Regions from separate parts of the Homo sapiens genome. Here region 1 is linked to region 2. The links are chromatin contacts, found by Hi-C or POLR2A ChIA-PET in ENCODE. All regions are on one chromosome and are shown on one strand. Each heading gives the region's core, a stretch centred on a gene start or an enhancer-like site at or near the end of the contact. The rest is flanking DNA. Distances are from core to core; before and after follow the strand shown. Region 1 overlaps BRD4 (bromodomain containing 4). Region 2 holds the start of WIZ (WIZ zinc finger).

Region 1 (2,962 bases), core at 304-2,803, 130 kb after region 2:
AGAATGCTGACTGGACAGGTCTCCTTTTCACCCAGACATCTGGTCAGTAAAAACAGTGCTTCCCTCCTGAGGAGTTTCTCATGAAGACATTCACAAGAGTGGAATTTAACCTCATCTTCAAAAAGTTTCCGCTAGAGAACCAAGTTGCCTTGATTTGGTTTCACTTCTATTTTTTCTTTTTCTTTTTCTTTTTTTTTGAGATGGAGTTTGGCTCTTGTTGCCCAGGCTGGAATGGAATGGTGTGGTCTCAGCTCACTGCAACCTCCGTCTCCCAGGTTCAGGTGATTCTCCTGCCTCAGCCTCCTGAGTTGCTGGGATTACAGGCATGCGCCACCATGCCCGACTGTTTTTTTGTATTTTTATTAGAGACAGGGTTTCACCACGTTGGCCAGGCTGGTCTCGAACTCCTGATCTCAGGTGATCCACCGCTCCGGGCCTTCACTTCCATTTATCCTTTTGCTACTCAGAGCAAGTCTGGGAATATAGAAGCGGGATGGTTGGGGGGAAGTAAGTAAACTGGAGTGTGTCTTTAGTCCAGGTGCCCCAGGCTTGTTAAAATTATGGTGTGAACTGGATACTCTTTCAGGATTATGGTGAGCTTCTCAGTCTTTTTTTTTTTTTTTTTTTTTTTTTGAGACGGTGTCTCGCTCTGTCGCCCAGTCTGGAGTGCAGTGGCGCGATCTCGGCTCACTGCAAGCTCTGCCTCCCGGGTTCACGCCATTCTTCTGCCTCGGCCTCCCAAGTAGCTGGGACCACAGGCGCCCGCCACTACGCCCGGCTAATTTTTTGTATTTTTAGTAGAGATGGGGTTTCATCGAGTTAGACCAGGATGGTCTTGATCTCCTGACCTCGTGATCCGCCCGCCTCGGCCTCCCAAAGTGCTAGGATTACAGGCATGAGCCATGGCGCCCGGCCGCTTCTCGGTCTTGAGGTGCTTTTTTTTGAGACAGAGTCACCCAGGCTGGAGTGCAGTGGTGTGATCTCAGCTCACTGCAGCTTCCACCTCCCGGGTTCAAGTGATTCTCATGCCTCAGCCTCCCAAGTAGCTGGGACTACAGGCGCCGGCCACCACGCCCGGCTGGTTTTTTTGTATTTTTAGTGGAGATGAGGCTTCACTATATTTTCAGACTGGTCTTTAACTTCTGATCTCAAGTGATTCACGTGCCTGGTCCTCCCAACATGCTGGGATTACAGGCGTGAGCCACCATGCCCGGCCCTTGAAGTGCTGCTTACTGTAGGGTAGAATTGAGTTCTAGCTCATGGGTGCTTCCCCCCCCCAATCCCCTTAAGGATTCTGTTTCCAAGAGAATTTCCTGCCTGCCTCAGGCACACCAAGTGGAACTCGGTCAACATCCATGTCCAATGCGTGTGCTGGATGTACTTGGTAATCAGACACTGTTCTGCATTCACTGCAGACATGACAGTGAGTGAGGCAGGTGTTTCAGGGATCCTAATGTCTCCGGTGGTGATTGTTGCACAAGATCCTAATACCCCTGTGCTAGAAAGGTGGTGATTCATTTAACAGGTGTGCCCTGAAGGATTTTACTTTTACATCTTTTCTTTGACTTCGTAAAATGACACGTGATCTCATTCAGTAGGAAATTGGCTCTGAATACCTGTGGGGGGAAAAAAAAAACAAAGCCAGTCCAGAGAAAATGGTAGAAGTGGTTAAACTCCACGCACAGTGCTACTAGTAAGCTAGTTGAAAAGTACACAATCAAAATAGAATAGATGACTACAGCATGATTATGCTACCCTGAAACCGCACTGCATATAGGATAAGACCTACACTCCTGTCATGTAGCACCCTGGGCTCCTGGGTTCTGTGACACACTGTTGCCTCATTCCGTTCATTTGATTCTTCTTCCAGACATCCCCCCAAACTCCATTTCCTCCATCTTCCAAGGTCTGGTCTAGACCTTACTTATTTTACAGTGTATTACCCAATTTCCAAAGCAGTGCTGTCCAGGGGGACTTTCTGCAGTGTTGGGACTGTTCTGCAGCTGGGTTATCCAGCCTGGTAGCCACTGTCCCCTGTGGTAAGTGGGCCTTTGAAGGGGGCTTGGAACACTCAGTAGGGCTGTTGTCACCCTGTTTTGACAGGTTTTAGAGAAAATGGGGTCACTTTAGTTCCTTGACCATGTGGAGCTTGTCGACATCCTCATGGATGCTGTCATTGAAGCGGTTGGATGTGCAAGCCTGGAATGCAAGGGTGGATCTAGACCAGACTTGGGGGCATTGGGCATCTCCAGGAGGATGGATGTGAGGGCTCCTCCCAATAGGACGTCGGAAATAAGAGTCCCAGCAGGGTCCCAGACTTGAGAAAGCCAGGCCCCTGTGTAGTAAGAACACAGATTAGTGAATTTGCTTTAATCTGGGGAATGGTGAAGGGCTTTTCTTTCCAAAACAATGTGTCCTAGAGTGAACTCTAGTGACCTAGATAAGTATCATGTTTAATAGTTTTGTCCTCTGTTCTTGGAGGCTAGAAAATTTCCCACTTCTCTTTGGAATTTGCTTTGTCTGACATCTTTCATTTCATTCATTCTATGCGTCCACACCCTCACGTCCTCCATTTTGTGAGCAGGGTTTTGGGAGCAGGACTGGCTCATTTTGGCACATTATATTTGTGTGTGGAAAATGTGAAGTGCGAACGAAAGTTCAAGCACATACTCAAGGCTGAGCTGTGGTACTAGAAGGTGCCAGTGGTGGGTCCACCTGGAGTGAGTCAAGCAGTGGTTGAGGTGACTTGAAAATATCCCCTATCGATGGTTCAGGCAGGATAGCCCCTGAGTTCCTAAGGCAGAGATTCTTAAATTTGGTCTGTGTAATCTTCCCTCTCCCTCATCATGGAGTTTTTCCGGCAAGCACTTGATGTTTCTGGTTATTGAGCAGTTACTTGTGCTGAGTGCCAGGGATTGTCTGGGTGCTGGAGGTCAGCGGTAAGCAAGGTGGATGATGCACA
Region 2 (2,939 bases), core at 350-2,849:
TCCCAAATTCTCCCCTAATTAGAAGTCTCATGGAGAGGGCCATGTACACAAGTTCTCACCAGCTGTGTGACCTTAGACCTTCATTCTCTTAAGAGCCCGTTTTCTTATCTGTGAAATGGACGTAAAGTTCCCTACACAGTGAGAGGACCCATAGTTAAAGGCATTCGATAAAAGGTATTCACCATTGTTATAGGCAGCACCTGCTTCTCAATGAAGCATGGATTCCACCCCTGGCAACCTCCCAATCCCACAGTGAGAGCATCTTCCTAGGCCCTCCTCATGTCACGGAGGCCATGGGTCTGGGAGGCGGATAAAGGAAGGGGGTCAGGTGTGGAGATGGTTGGATACTGTGTATGAATGATTGGGTAAATGAGTCATTCAAATCATGGGTGAGTGGATGGGTGAGGGGTAGAGTGGGTGGAGCAAACGGCAGACGGATAGGTTAGCATTTGCTGGATGTTTGACCTGGTAGGTGAGTAGCTGGGTAGTTGGTTAACCAGGTTGGGTATGTCTGCCTAGAAAAGGCCTGGTTCATAGTAAGAAAAAATTTTTTTCAATGTTGTGATTATATATATCATATGTACATATGTTGAGGTCTCCTGAGACGCCTGAGAACTGGGCAGTGGAGAAACAATAATGAACTAGACAGGACTCCTGGCCTCATGGAACTTACATGTTAGTGGAGGGACCAAATCAACAGACAAACTGGTGGATGGATGTTTGGGGGGCTGGGCGGAAAGATGTGTGTGGGGATGGTTGGGTACTTGCTTGGTTGTATGGATAAATGAGTATTTACTTGGGTGCTGGATGAATGGGTGGGTAGATGGGAAGTGAATGGGTGGGTTGAGTGGGTGTTTGGGTGAATTAATAGGTGGTTGGAGGGGTGGGTGGATAGGTGATTAGTTCATTGGATAGGTAGATGAGTGATTGATAGATTGAGGAAGTGGATGAGATAGCTAGGTGGTTAGATATCTGGATACATGGTGGATAAGACAAGACAACAGGCCATGATGTGTGTCTGATGGGGTAGTCCTGGAAGCTGTGATCCTGGGAACTGGGTGGAGAAGGTGACTTAGGACTGAAGACCTAGGGCAACTCTAGGGACATGGAGGTGCTGAAGTCCAGTGTGGATGATTGGGAAGGAGGGAGTGAGCTTGTGGTTGGAAGGTAGCTGATGGGGGGCAGGGGACAAAAGGCTAAAAATTGGCTGGGTGGAGTCTTCAATGACCTATCAATGACCCATCAATGACCCATGGGGGAACTTCTCTGCACCCTCCCCACTCTTTTAGTGCTTTTAGCGAGCCTACCATTGGAAGTACCAGTGGGACGATAAGGAGCCATTGGGGTGTGGGACGACAAGGGTGTTGTCATGGTAACGGGGCCTCTCCCTGGACTCAGGCCGTGCGGGCCCTTTAAGGGTGACCCGCTTGGCCACTCCCAACATGGCGGCGCGCCCGCTGGCCGCCCCCCCCGGGGCGGCGAGGGGGGGGGGGGTGGGGTGGGGGGGGCGCCCCGGACCTCCCCATCATGGCGGCGCGGCGGGGCTGTCGCGCTGAGGTCACGGCGGCGCGCCGGGGGGGCGGGGCGGCGGGGGGAGCGATTTAAAGGGACAATGTCCCCCGAGCGGTGGAGGCGGCGGCGGCTGCGGAGGCCGCGGCACCGGCACCGGGAGCGGCAGCGGCGGTAGCGGCAGCGACGGCCGCACCAAGGAGGGGAGCTCCGAGCCCCGGCACCTGGCCGGCGGCGCCGCCTCCCCGGTGAGGCCCGGCCCGGCCTGGGGAGCCCGCGGGTGGGGCGGAGCCGTAGCGGGGCGGGGGAGGCCCCGGGCCGGGCCGGGCCAGGCGGGACCCCCCGGGGCGGGGGCGGGGGCGGGGCCTTCAGGGGCGGGGCCTGGCCGGGGGCGGGGCCGTGCAGGTGGGGGGAGGGGCGGGGGTCTTGGGGCAGGTGTCCCCCCTACCTCGGCGCGTCCCGCGGGGTCTCCTGCCCCGGGGTGCACGGGCGGAGGGCTCATCCCCCGGACCCTGGACCCCCGAGGAGTGGGCCCGCGCGGCGCAGCCCCCACCTCTGCGACCCCTGGGGGGCGTCCGGGTAGGAGCCCCCTCCCCACGCTGCCAAAGTGCTCCGAAGTTGCGGTCCCGCCCGTTCCCCGCGGGCAGTGCCCACCCAGTGGACAACCGCAGGTGCTTCCTCCGGGCCTGGGTAGGGACCCCCACCAAGACTGCCAGCCCACGGAGGAGCCCCCTGGGAATCCCCAGGCCCCCGAGGGCAGCGCCTGCAACCAGGCCTGGCGCCCCGGCCCCGCCCCGGTTGCCTGGGCCCGGCCTCCCCACCATCTCCCTGGGGAGGGCGCCTCATTCCTGCCCTTCACTTTCCGCCGTTACCTTGAAGGTATTTATAGGTAGAGAGGACAACCCCCGCTCCCCAGGGTCCTCATTTCTGGACCAGGAGCCCTATCGTTTTCTTTCGCCCGAGGACTAGAGCAATCTTGGTTGGGGGGTGGGGGGAATGGAGGAGCCCAAGCTGGGTATGCATGAGGGATAATGTTGGGGAGAAGCGAAAGGGTTAATGCTGGGGTCACTTGAGGCTGTGTGTGTGGAGGGGGGTGAAGGGGTTAATGCTGGAGAACCCTAAGGTCCTGTGTGGGGGAAGGGTTGGAGTGTGGGAAAAGTGCAGGGATCATTGGTATGGGACAACCCAATGGAGAAAAGTAAAGGGGTAATGATGGGAGACTCCTGACGGTGTATAGGATCAGAGTGTACAAGTGGCTGGGATTCTTGCCGAGGAAACGAAGGCATGGCAGTAGGATGTGCGTGTGCATGGATGTGAGGGCAGGACTGGGGAAAGTGCAGCTGTGTGTGAATGAAGGGAGGCGTCTGGAGAAATGGTAAGATTGATGGAAGAAGACCAGGTGGCTGAGTGTGCATGTGTCAATATGGGTA

What was found. A loop is a pair of places that touch in the nucleus more often than their neighbours do. ChIA-PET counts read pairs that join two places held with the same protein, here RNA polymerase II (POLR2A). Pooled maps may share reads with other maps.
Region 1: a loop to region 2 is called in a map of gastrocnemius medialis, with 16 times the contacts of the local background. The contact joins the enhancer-like site here to the promoter of WIZ in region 2. A Hi-C loop is called at or near these places in 1 of 168 maps with a recorded cell type or tissue (gastrocnemius medialis) and 3 of 50 pooled maps. POLR2A ChIA-PET finds 5 or more read pairs at or near these places in 2 of 52 experiments (B cell and activated T-cell).

Annotation. Positions count from the first base shown.
Region 1 is chr19:15,313,827-15,316,788 of GRCh38, reverse strand. All of the region lies in intron 1 of BRD4 (bromodomain containing 4), which reads left to right. Among named protein-coding and RNA genes, the nearest start is that of BRD4, 17 kb to the left of the region's middle. Within about 2 kb of position 1,553, at least 6 of the 41 ENCODE cell types and tissues checked have a DNase peak (open chromatin) inside an H3K27ac peak, as active enhancers do; they include B cell and gastrocnemius medialis, where a contact is called at or near this core.
Region 2 is chr19:15,448,616-15,451,554 of GRCh38, reverse strand. It overlaps WIZ (WIZ zinc finger), which reads left to right and starts at 1,599. Exons shown (of 13, transcript NM_001371589.1): 1 at 1,599-1,757. It overlaps MIR1470 (microRNA 1470), which reads right to left and starts at 2,007; the gene lies at 1,947-2,007. RefSeq lists silencers at 1,575-1,704, 1,755-1,874, 2,225-2,334.